Linked DNA regions of Homo sapiens: all the other regions are linked to region 2. Evidence: chromatin contacts called from ENCODE Hi-C or POLR2A ChIA-PET data. All regions are on one chromosome and are shown on one strand. Each heading gives the region's core, a stretch centred on a gene start or an enhancer-like site at or near the end of the contact. The rest is flanking DNA. Distances are from core to core; before and after follow the strand shown.

Evidence for each region. Hi-C counts contacts between places; a loop is a spot of excess contacts on that map. ChIA-PET counts read pairs that join two places held with the same protein, here RNA polymerase II (POLR2A). Pooled maps may share reads with other maps.
Region 1: a loop to region 2 is called in a pooled map, with 4 times the contacts of the local background. The contact joins the enhancer-like site here to the promoter of TWF1 in region 2. A Hi-C loop is called at or near these places in 5 of 50 pooled maps.
Region 3: a loop to region 2 is called in a map of naive thymus-derived CD4-positive, alpha-beta T cell, with 25 times the contacts of the local background. The contact joins the promoter of LINC00938 here to the promoter of TWF1 in region 2. A Hi-C loop is called at or near these places in 3 of 168 maps with a recorded cell type or tissue (CD8-positive, alpha-beta T cell and naive thymus-derived CD4-positive, alpha-beta T cell) and 11 of 50 pooled maps. POLR2A ChIA-PET finds 5 or more read pairs at or near these places in 2 of 52 experiments (activated CD8-positive, alpha-beta memory T cell and activated T-cell).

The regions. Positions count from the first base shown.
Region 1 is chr12:42,096,571-42,100,638 of GRCh38, reverse strand. GXYLT1 (glucoside xylosyltransferase 1) reads left to right here. Exons shown (of 8, transcript NM_173601.2): 6 at 2,606-2,729; 7 at 3,025-3,197. Among named protein-coding and RNA genes, the nearest start is that of GXYLT1, 46 kb to the left of the region's middle. Within about 2 kb of position 2,463, at least 7 of the 41 ENCODE cell types and tissues checked have a DNase peak (open chromatin) inside an H3K27ac peak, as active enhancers do.
Region 2 is chr12:43,804,229-43,808,079 of GRCh38, reverse strand. TWF1 (twinfilin actin binding protein 1) reads left to right here and starts at 1,763. Exons shown (of 9, transcript NM_002822.5): 1 at 1,763-1,859; 2 at 3,508-3,585. The coding sequence starts at 1,835. It also overlaps a transcript of TMEM117 not described here. RefSeq lists a silencer at 1,588-2,067.
Region 3 is chr12:45,726,262-45,730,350 of GRCh38, reverse strand. It overlaps LINC00938 (long intergenic non-protein coding RNA 938), which reads left to right and starts at 2,430. Exons shown (of 1, transcript NR_028408.1): 1 at 2,430-4,089. It overlaps ARID2 (AT-rich interaction domain 2), which reads right to left and starts at 645. Exons shown (of 21, transcript NM_152641.4): 1 at 423-645; 2 at 214-307. The coding sequence starts at 514. RefSeq lists silencers at 195-434, 945-1,364 and enhancers at 1,877-2,839, 2,415-3,134, 2,840-3,802.

The DNA of each region.
Region 1 (4,068 bases), core at 1,214-3,713, 1.7 Mb after region 2:
ATTTACTGTGTTCTAAGAAATTTCACACAAGGATAATAATGCAGTTGTAGCACATCAATTTAAGTATGTGGATTTTTTTTTTTTCATGAATTCTGGCCTTCTCTTTTTTAAAGGATAGATTGTTTATATCGTCACTGAATTTAATATAAATTATAAAATGACTTATAACAATGTTTCTCAAACTATGGCAAAAGATTAATTTTTAAAAAATTTTCAGTATGTTATGAGCCAATACTTTTGTAAAAGAGAGATTACTAGAGAAATATATTAAGTACACATAAAACTGTTAACTTGCTGTAAAAGTTTCTAAATCTTACTCTTAATTTCTATACTTAATTACTTAATCTTATTGAGGACATAGAAAAAATTTACATAGTAGCACACTATGTGAACTGCTGTGAACTGCACTATGAAGAATACTGGTTTTTACTCTGGATAGTCCCCGAGTCACATAGATCTAAAAGGCCCGGTATTCACTTCTACCCCTTCCAACACCAAGTTCTCATTGGACTCAGTTTCTTGCTCCCTTAAGTATTTAACTTTGGGTTTTCAAATAACAAGTTTTGAGCATTAAGAAAAAAGCATTACATTCAGTATCTGAAAAAGCACTAAATTCAGTATCTTTTTTATTTTAAAAAAGCATAAAATATAAATTGATAGATTATTAGTATTATATTTTTATCTCATTTCAAAAGGCAGCATTGTGCTTAATGGCTAAACAGTAGGAGCTTTCCAGTTAAAATGAAGATAAGGATATCTATTAATATTACCATAACTTTTTTTTATTTGAGACAGGGTCTCATTCTGTTACCCATGCCGGAGTGCAGTGGCACAATCTTGGCTCACTGCAAACCTCCACCTCCCAGGCTCAAGTGATCCTCCCACCTCAGCCTTCCAAGTAGCTGGGACCACAGGCGTGTACCACCATGCGTGACTAGTTTTTTGTACTTTTGGTACAGGGTTTCACCATGTTGCCCAGGCTTGTCTCGAGCTCCTGAACTCAACTGATCAGCCTGCCTCGGCCTCCCAAAGTGCCGGGATTACAGGCGTGAGTCGCTGTGCCTGACATCATAACTATTAAGTAATATTTAAATAGTGGTTCTCAGCATGGAGGAATAACAAGCCCCCATATTAGACAAATGAAAGAAATAGGTATAAAAATTAGATAGGATGTAGAATTATTATTTGCGTGACATATTTATATCCCTGGAAAACCTCAACCTATTAAAACTACTATAAACATTAAGGATATATAGTTAATTTGGCTGAGTTGAAAACTAAAATACAGAAATTGCTGCTTTTAAAAGGAGAGTCAAACCATTTACTGTGCTGGCTGACTCCAGGGGTTCTTTCTCAAGTAGCGTAGTATGGTCTCCTCCTGAAAACAGTGTTGATATGCCAATTAGTTGATATCCAAGAATAGGAAAATACTTTTGTTAGCAGGGTTGTAATTCTGATAGCAAAGCTTACAGTTGTTAAAATGGGTTGGGTGAATCTGTCAGCTCTTCAGTAGCATGAGAGGCATCAGGAGACTAGGGTCTCTTTCTTGGAGTGCAGTCTTAATATTGCCAAAGCTGCCAGTCCTAACTTGCCTCTCTCTGGGATGGTGAGAGTTTATGGGACTGCATACATCTGCTAGACTGGACCCAGTTATTTTCCTCAGCAAATCTTCTTTGACTTTATATGTCATTCATGGTGCCTCTTTACAGAATTCTTTGCTTGCGTTTTCTAATGTACAAATAGCAACCTTTTAGAATATAAAATGGAAGACCCTCAAAAGAAATAGCATACATAGGAACAAACTTGAAAGAAATTGGCAGGATATATACATGTATATATACACACACATGTATTATATATATATATATATATATATATGTTTTAAATTTAATAAGATAAATGAACACTTAAATAAGTAGAAAGATACACTATGTTTTTGGATAGGAAAATCCATCATAAAAAGGCCAGTTCTCTGTGAGAATTTTTTACTACAAGTAGACACAAAACTCATACATTTCTCCTTCTTTGTTGATCTTCCCCACTCCCTCTGCAGCCTTGATTTTTGTCAATCATATTGTTTTTTAGTGTTTAACTTAAGTTGTGTATGCATTTTTTAATTTGATTTATCAATTTCAAAATGATCTATTTGAACTGCCAATTATAGAAGTTAAGCAAATAAATCAGACTAATAGCCATCATGGTAAAAAATAATAATAGCTAACACTGAATATTTACCACGTGTCAGGTGCTATTCCAAGCACTTTAAATTTATATATTAACAATTTTAATCATCAACAACTCTGACGTAGGCCCAGACGTAGGTACCAAAACTATCTTCATTTTAAGATAAGGACACAGTTACTTTCGCTTTCTTTCGTGACTTACTAGTTTTGTCACTGCCACATACAACTTCCTTTTGTTATCTTCTGTTTTACTGTACAGCCCTTCTCACATTTAGGGTTAGAAATGTCACTTGATATTGTGAGGAGTTTGCATTTCTCTTTGTGGATTTGTAATGGTTGCTGTGGGAAGAATGAGGAACTGTCATCATGCTGCCATTTTAAGCCTGAAAGTCTGAAGCTCTTTTGAATGTTTTTATCAACAGAATGATATGACAACTGTACGACTACAATGGGGAGATATACTTATGCCATTGCTTAAAAAATACAAACTAAACATCACATGGGGTGATCAAGATCTATTGAATATCGTGTTTTTTCATAATCCAGGTAATTATTTAAATTCCTTTTATTTGCATTAAAAAAATCACAGATAATACTTAGTGAAAAAGGAAAACATGCACTTATCTGATTCTGTCTTATATTAATGATTATTGCTATTTATGTTTAAGACGGAGTAAAACTTTTCTTGAATTTTGCTTTAATTGGAAGAGATCTAAATGCCAGACATTTTTCATTAATTCTTACTTGTAAGAGCTGTATTTTTTAACTGAAAGTTTTGCATAATGTTACATCTGTGGAATTAGGGGTATTTGCTTCATTGTTTGGTCTTTTCTTTATGTAGAAAGCCTTTTTGTTTTTCCGTGTCAATGGAATTATCGACCAGATCATTGTATATATGGAAGCAATTGCCAAGAAGCAGAAGAAGGAGGAATCTTTATTCTTCATGGGAACAGAGGTGTTTACCATGACGATAAGCAACCAGCATTTAGAGCTGTTTATGAAGCACTGAGAAATGTAAGATTTGCCTTTCCTTTTTTTTAACTTTTTGTTTGAAAATACTTTCAAGCTAATGGTTAGTTTACAAAAATAGTACAAAGAATTTTTACACACACTCAGCCTCATCTGTTATTAACATTTTGCCTTATTTGCTTTGTCGTTGGTTTTCTCTCTACATTTTTTTTTCCTGAAAACAATGTAGTTGTTTTTTCAGAAAACTCAACTTAAATTTGATTGTAAGTTGCATACATTAAGTTCTTTTACCCCTAAAAACTTCAGTTTTTTTTTTTAAACTAAGAATAAGGACGCTCTTTTATTAACCACAGTACATATGTCAAGCTAGAAAATTTAATACTGATGGAATACATTAATCTGCCATCCATATGGCTTTACTCTCTTTTGATCTAGAACAGTTTCTCAGTCTTTGTCTTATATGACATTGGCATATTTGGACAATAGAGCCTCTTCACCCCTTTTTTTATTAGAATGTTCTTCATTTTGGCCTGTCTAATGTTTCCTTACGATTAGGTTCAGGATATACATGCCTGCTCAGAATTCTGTATAGGTGGTGATGTGTGCTTCTCAGGCCCTCATAGTCATAGTCCCTTTTGTCTGCCCCTCACTGGTGATGTTGATTTTGATCAGTCAGTCAAAATGTCATTTATTTTCTCCACAGTGTAGTTATTTTTCCTCTTATAAGCAGCCTATGGGAAGAACCTTTTAAAATCATGTAAACATTCTGCTTCTCATTAAAATTTTCCTACAAGATTTAGCATCTATCGTTGGTTCTTGCCCAAAACAATCTTCACCATGTTATTTGCAAATTGATGATTGTTCAACAATAGCACTCCTTCCACATACATCATTTGACACTTGGCATGCGTCTATA
Region 2 (3,851 bases), core at 514-3,013:
TGAAACCTGCTGACTTCCCAACTCTGTGGTTCAATTTCCAAACCTCTTAAAGTTAAAAAACAAAACCTGCTATTTTTTTCAGCTCGTCACACAGGATGTTGGTACTCAAAATAAGTCTATTATATATTATTTGTAAACTGTAAACTACCATACAAATCTAAGGTATTATTCTCATGACAGCTCTGGCAAATGTTCACTAAATGGAGACACAATAGATGAAGAAAAGTGGGAAAATATTTGTGGCTAGAGCAGAGCAAGGTACCCAAGACGCTTGCAGCTTTTAAGTCAAACTATTGTACTGGCAGTAAATAAGCACTTTCTGGTGGCTGTCAGGGTGGTCCCAACCTAACTAGACATTCCTCTTCTTCAGGACTGAGAATACAGTGGCCTTTCCCAAGCACGAATATGGAAGGATTATATTTTGCTCAACTATACTTTTGAGCAACGCCAACTTCCTTAAGCAATTTCCCCGAAGCACTAGGACATGAATCAGTCAAAATACTGCAAGTCAACTCTGCAATTTTCTCTCTGCTCAGCAATGTAGTCAAAAACTGGTAAATCAGGGTGAACCATTGTGTCAGGAAGAATTTGATTAGAATGAAACTCCTCCCTACATTTCTTAAATCCATACAAGTCATAAAACTCAGATTTAGTTTATTCCTGAATATGAGAATATGTCTGAAAAACAGAGCTCAGATAACAGGCAATAGAACATAACCTTGTTTGCTGTGATTCTTGTAAAGAAAAACAATTGCAGGCCTGTTCATCACTCATGAAAAATACATCGTATAGTACTGGAACAGTGATTAACTTGCACTTATATTATTGACCTGAATAAATTATTTCTTCATTAGCAGATTATAATTTTGTGTATGTGTCACTTCAAGGCCCTAAAAATAAGAACTAGCTTCCCACCTAGTAGCAGTAGAGAAGCAGTACCAAAAAAAAACCAAACCCCCCACAAAACTAACATTACCTTTCAGGAAGGAACTACATGTTTGTAAAAGCAGGAAAGGAAAAGATTTTTAAGTAATATCTGCTGCTACCTTACAAATCTGTCCAAGTGAATTTTGAATAATTACTGGATTAAATAATAAACTGCCAACCTAAAGCAGAGCAGGATTTGCAATGGTATAATCGACCACAGAGGGATACTCAAATCAGCTAATCTCTTAGTGGCTGTCTCTTTCCGGAGTGAAGAGAAAGATACACTGAGTCTCTAAATGTGTCCAGCTGAAAAGAAAAGTTAACAGTCTGAGATTAACTTAATTTAAAATCGTGGAAAAATTTGATGAGAGGCAGTCTATATTAATTCTTTCAAAACAATGGAGCAAGGAGAAGGCTTTTCTACACTAAACGGTATCGATTATAGGAAGAGTAAACCAAGAAAAATAATGTGCACATCTTTTTTAAGCTGGAAAATGCCTATTTGGTAAAATGATCACTTCCGTTTTTGAGCACCCCTTTGCTGAGGCAGCGAATGGCGGCGTCGGCGGGGTTGTCAGAGAGCAGACGTCGGAGCACTGAGCAGTCTAGATTCTGCGGCATGTCCCCCCCGGAAGAAGCGGGAGAGGCGGCGGCAAGAGCAGAAGCAGGACCCCAAGCAGAGAACTAGGATAGCGAGGCCGGGGGCTGGACCGCAGCCCGGCGGCCAGGAAGGGCGGCGGGGCGGCGGGGACGCTCGGGCACTCAGTCAACCTCACGGGGCGGGGCGGCCGCGGGTCGCGGGCGGATGACGCGCCGGGGCCGGCGGAGGAGCAGCCACTTCCTGGGGCCGCCGGCCGGGGCCGCTGGCTGCACTCAGCGCCGGAGCCGGGAGCTAGCGGCCGCCGCCATGTCCCACCAGACCGGCATCCAAGGTAACAGCGCCCGGCGCGACTCGCAGGGAAGGGGCTTCCGGGAGAGCCGGGAGAGCCGGGAGGGCTGCAGGACCGGCAGGGCTGGAGTCGGGCCGGGAGCTCCGGAAGTCGGTCTCGCGGGGCGAGCCGGGCCTCGGCGCCTCTCCGCGCTCCTGCTTCCCGGGCGCTGCCGGCCTGCGTCCTCCTCCAGCCCGGTCCCTGCTGCCGTCACGTTGCAGATTGATCCGAAATTCGGGGGAGCGAAGGAAATTGGCTTTCGAGGCGGCCTGGTTGAAGGGGGCGTGCCTTCCACCGTCCCCGACAGTCGCCCAACTTTCCCCCTTTTGGTCACGTAGGGAAGAGCTGGGACAGTGGAGGCGACTGGGGCTTCAGTACGCTGTCGAGAACCAGGCGAGTTTTCTTTTTCATGGTCCAAAGGAGAATATTACAGGACTTTGATTACAAAAAGAACCATGCCAGAATCTTTCTCACATCAGTAGGGGTGCTTCCCAAAACTCTCCCGCATTTTCTCTCCAAATAGGAAAATGAGAGTTATGTTCTGAGAAATCTCGAGTGTAAGCGTGTGTTTTGATCTTTTTCCTAGATACTCCCCAAGGGAAACTGATCTGTATGGTTGCATGTAATGCGTGCAGACAGTTCAATATGCAGTTATATCTGACCTCCATTATTTCCTGGTTTGAAATTGGGCAGCCTGCAGGTACTCACCTCATCAAGAGTCAAATAATATATCCCCGGGTTACTCGCGATCACTTAACGAGTTCTAGTGTAAACTCAAGCTCTTACTGTTAATAGCGAGTCTTTCTCCCAGATGAACACTTAATTGTATGTTTTATTCGTAAAGATTTTTGACACCACCGCACACATCCCCCTGCACGCACGCAGAAGCAAAATAGTCTCAAATCTGAAAACTTTGTTTTATTTATCCGCATTAATTTCGATATATAAATATGTAGTTATTGACTCTCATGCTTGAGCCTTATAGCAAGCACTACCTACTTACATAGTGGTTCTTGCTGCTAATAGACAACACAGGAACGAAATTAGAACGAAATTGAAGCTTTAATAGGAACACAAGGGTTAGTTATTAAATACATATTTATTCAATGAGTTTAATCTAGCTTTTGAGAAATGCAAGTTAGAAAAATATAACCAGAGTTAAGACTGAATGCATTTTATTGTCTTTTTCTTTAAACAAGTTAGGATATTTGATATATACTGTTGTTTTTAACGGGAAAATACAGAAAGTGAATTGATGAAGGAGTGTCTGTCATAAGCTTGAAACTGAATTAGAGAATGAAAGCAGGTTTTCAATATTTTTCAAAAGAGCAAGAAAAGTTTTTCAAAATTGTAATTTGCTCATTATTGGGTTTGAGTAACTTCAGTATATTCACCCCAGTGTTATTTCTGCACAGAATTATGTAGCTAAAACAGATTAGAATTATTAACATACTTTTAAAATGCTAATATTTATATTTCTTAATTGTATACAGTCTTCGTTATTTTATGCGGTAAAGTTTTATAATACTGATAATAAGGATGCTACATGCTCCAGATTTTTTCTTTGTATTCTAATTAACTTTTCCAATATAGATAGGAAAGTATTTATATGTAAGTATAAAAAGTTTACTTTCTTTATCTTTTTCCACAGCAAGTGAAGATGTTAAAGAGATCTTTGCCAGAGCCAGAAATGGAAAGTACAGACTTCTGAAAATATCTATTGAAAATGGTTAGTTAAATATTTTAAAATATTTTCTGTTCCTGGATTAGTGGCTGTTGTATTTTTAAACTTACTGTGTGTTGTCAGTGATTTGAACTATTAATTAATATGAAGCAAGTTCAAATCTTACGGTAACTTGGATTCCTCATATTTTGTGCAGGTCCCTATGGGCCCCTAATTTCATTCTGAATTATGTGACTATCAGGGAAACAGAAAGATGTTTTTTGATGTGACTTCTTCCTCTTTTACTTTTTGTGTCTCAGTTTCTGCACCAC
Region 3 (4,089 bases), core at 1,181-3,680, 1.9 Mb before region 2:
CCGCCGGAGCCCCGCGCCCGCCGCGCGCACGCGAGCCACCAGGCCAAAAACAGCCCCGCCGCCGTCCGCCTCCGTGCCACCGGCTGGGAGCGAAAAGAACGCCTTTTGCCCCCGCGGGCCACCCCCCCAGCCCCAAGCGCCCACTCCGGGGTCAAAGGAGACTTTTTGGAGGAGGCCAGCGAGAGGGAAATACAAATTAAAACTTCCACTCACCTTCGCGAATCCGCCTAAAGTAGTGACTCTGGTGTAGAGACCGTGAAGATCCAGCTCCTTCCCACCCACCGCAGGGATTTTTTTAAAAGGCGACCTGCGGGAGAGAAAAAGCCCCGCACTTGTCAGCCGGGACCCCGTGCCCGGCCCGGGCGGGAGAGCCCCGTTCGCCCCGGCTCGCCCCGGCGCTGCCCCCCCGGTTCTGCTCTCACCCTCTGCTGTGGTGGAACTGCCGCAGCTCGTCCAGGAAAGCGAGTCCCTTTCTCCGCTCGTCCGGAGGCGCCTTCCCCGTCGAGTTTGCCATTATTTTTTCAAAGGAGGTTTTTAAAAAACCCAGATCGGTGTTTTAAAAGCGCCCCCCGCTCCCAGCGCTTCCTACCAGAGCCCGGAGCCCATTCCTCGGCCGGCGGCGGCGGGGCTCAGTCATGGGCCGGCGGTGGCGGCGGCGGCGGCGGCGGCGGCGGCGGCGGCGGCGCAGGGAGGGAGGGAGGGAGGGGGAGGAGGAGGAGGAGGGGAAGGAGGGAGCAGGAGGCCAGGGGGAGAGGAGGGAAGGAGGGAGGGGAATTTCTAAAAAAGTTTAAAGAAATCGGAGCGAAACTAGAAGGGCAGGCGACTGCCGGATCCGCGCGAAGCCGCGGGGCGAGCGCGGCCCCCACCCCTTCCTTCCCTCCCTCCCCGTGGCCCGGCTCTCGCCCGCCTCTCAGCGCCGCCGGCTGAGGCAGCTCAGCCCGGGGACGCGATTCAACATGGTGCTGCTGCCGGGGGCGCGCGAGCGGGCGACGGGCAAGGCGAGCCGATGGTGAGGGGTCTGGGCGGCCAGAGGCCCAAGAGTTTCGGCGGCGGCGGCGGCGGGGCTAGGGCAGGCGGGGCTGGGGGTGGGGAGGGGGAGGTCTGTGTGGTGGTTTGTGGAAAGCGCGGTGACAGCGTGTATTTCGGCCCCGGCTCCGCGGGGCCCTCGCACACATTCACGCGCGGCCTCGGCCGCTGAGGCCGGGGCGTCCCCGGGCAGAAGCACCGGCGGCAGCTGAGCCGCTGCGCGCCGCCCGCCTGCTTCCCTCCCCGCCAGCCTCCCTCTCTGCCGCCGCCACGGCCTGGCAGCCAGTGCCACACAGCGACCCCCGAGGGCTGGCCGCGGCACTGCGCCTGGCTCCACACCGCCCCGGCAGATCCTCGCGGGGAACAATAGACTCGACTCGCCGGGCTTAGGGTTCGTCTGCAATGTGCCGCACATTTCACACGCACACAAAGCCGGCGGAAAGGGGGGCGGTGCGGGGAAACGGCCACTACCGGTTGTTCCAGGGTTAGGGGTGGAGGCGATGTTCGCGTCCCCGGCCCGGCTGTTGGAAGGGCCGCCTCGGAGTCCCCGCCCGCCCGACAGAACCGGTGTGGCGCTCTGAAGGGAAAGGAAGCTCACCGGGGTAGCCCCTCACGCTACGCAACATTCACAGATCGGAATAAAGTCAATTTGTTACCTTCTGTTTTTGTAAAATCTAAAGGAATCGGCTTTTATGAGCCGTATGCTAGTATTTTGGGGCCTGGTTAGCACATTTTCTATGAATTATCCACACGCTAACTTTAGCAAACTATACGTTAAATACAATGTGAACTGTCTGTCCTAGTTCTGTGGAAATAGAGTAATGCTCTTAATTCATCTTGCCGCTGGTTGGCTTCACATATCAAACTGGAGTATTCTATGAGCAAAGTTATGCAAACTAACTAAACTGGTTGGGAAGCAATCTATCGAACTTCGACAATAATAATTAAGGTTTACATTTTTATAGTAAGGTCTCTTCAAGATTGCTGCGTTTAAAATAAATACCGAATAAAACGTTTTTCCTTGCTTTCAAATGTCTTAAATGTAATCCTCGTTTAAAATATTTTGAAGGTTAAAAAAACCCTTTGCTTAAATGAGTCAAAACATCTCAACAAATACTACCACCTAAATTTGCATTTACGAGGGGTGTTGGAGCCGGCTCTTTGCTACAAATGTTAATTAAGATTACAGTACGTGAAACGTATTATTATTCCCATTTTAGTGACGGCCACCACGGGCAAAGTCACTGCCTAACCCAAGGTCACAGGGTAGTAGGGGTCTGGATGGGTTATTTCAGGTAGTCGTTCCAATGGGAACATTGCTTTGGAGGTGAAAAATTATGTAATATAGTGCAGCTTGCTTCCGGTGCTCACTCTAGGAAACGGACTTATTTCCCAACTAAAGTTTGTCTCTTAAGTGGGGTCGGAATAAGGTTGTGGCTAGGAAGATCCTGACAACCCAGGGCCAGTGAGTGTCTCGGAAGCCTGTGAGGGGCGGAGACCCGGCCCGGGGAGGTGGAGAAGCTCGCCGGCCGCGGAAGACTAGGGGTGAGGCTGCTGCGAGGAAGACCCGGTCAGCTGTCCCTTCCCCCATCGGTCCTCTTAGGGGAAGTGGAGATGTGGGCCTCGGAGCTGCGTGGCCCGGGCTGTGCGGATTCCCTAAACGCCGCACTTGCGCACAGCCCCTTACGTAACCGTCAGTGCCGGGGATTCCCTGGAGGGGGTCATTCTATTCAACCATTATACACACCCCGGGCTCCTGCCGCCGCGCCGCCGCCGCCTCACAAAATGGCGGCGCCCATAGAGGAGACCGCGGCCGCCTCCCCGGCCCCATTTTGTGGGAGGCGAGAGATCTGTCAACATGGAAAACCTCTGCTGAGGATGCATCCGAGTTTGGAAACCCCACTTAAGGGATGGAGCCTGGGGGATCACATTAAACGGAAAATGCCAACGACTTCTACCACCTCTACGCGTTTTTAGTTTTTCATTTTCTCGAAGGAAGCGCCAGAAGCCTGTGGAGTAATTGTAACTAGAGGGAGAACGGAAAGCTGAGGTGACTGCTCCGGGGACTTGGCGCGGCGCCTTGGTGGCTTTGGTTGCTCTTCCACGCTCCCGGCAGCTGACCAGAATCTCTTGGAGGGTCTCCTGGGCCACCTCGGCCGCGCCAGTCGTGCAGTGAGACTTCTGTAGTTTTAAAATGCCACAGTCCACGGCCCGGTCGGCACCGCTCGCCTGAATCGTGGGCTTTGGGAACCTTGGAGGCTGCTGCTCCAGGAACTCGCGGTCGGCCGGGAGCCGGGGAGCTTCGTTGCTGGGAGCGGGCGGTATTCGCGGACTCCGGCGGCCCTGGCGGGTCGCGGCCGGGATCCGAGCCGGGGATGACGATGCTGATGGAGCTGATGGGGCAAGAGTGGGAACGGAGGCACGTACACTGAAATTTAAGTCATCCAAGTTGGGACTTAAGATAGCAGGTTAATATTGTCTCAGGCGAGACTTAGAACGTCTTTTCTGGTATCCCAGTCTGCAGTGGGCAAATCTATTGTCTTTATTTCTCATTTAAGGGCAGAATGGAGGGATGACATATTTTTACTTTTCAAGAGGCGGTTGCCACTTTTAAGTCACTGTTGTGTGTGTGTGTGTACATACACAAACATACGATAGTGTGTTTTCAGAGCAAGTATCAAAGGCTAAAGACTTGGAGTGATACTAGTGTTTAAAAGCCTTTTTAAAAAAATTAAGATGTGATGAGAAACTGGAGAATTGACTTTTAAAAATTTCTTTTCTGTAGAAGAGGCTATCTTCAAAATGGAGTCCTAAAGTATATCTGATGGATAGAATTTAAATTCTTAACACTGTATATACCCTGTGGTCAAAAGCATCAACGTAAAACTTGATGTTTATCAGATTACTTATGTTTCAATTTTCCTGTGGTTAGAAAAATTAAGACAGAAGTAAGCTATTAACGGTATTTGCTTGTAAGAGTAACGTTAAAGGTTTAAGGAAAGGTTTGTTGAAATCGATATGCATCACACGAATCATTTATTTTCAATGTTGTTTTCCAGTTGC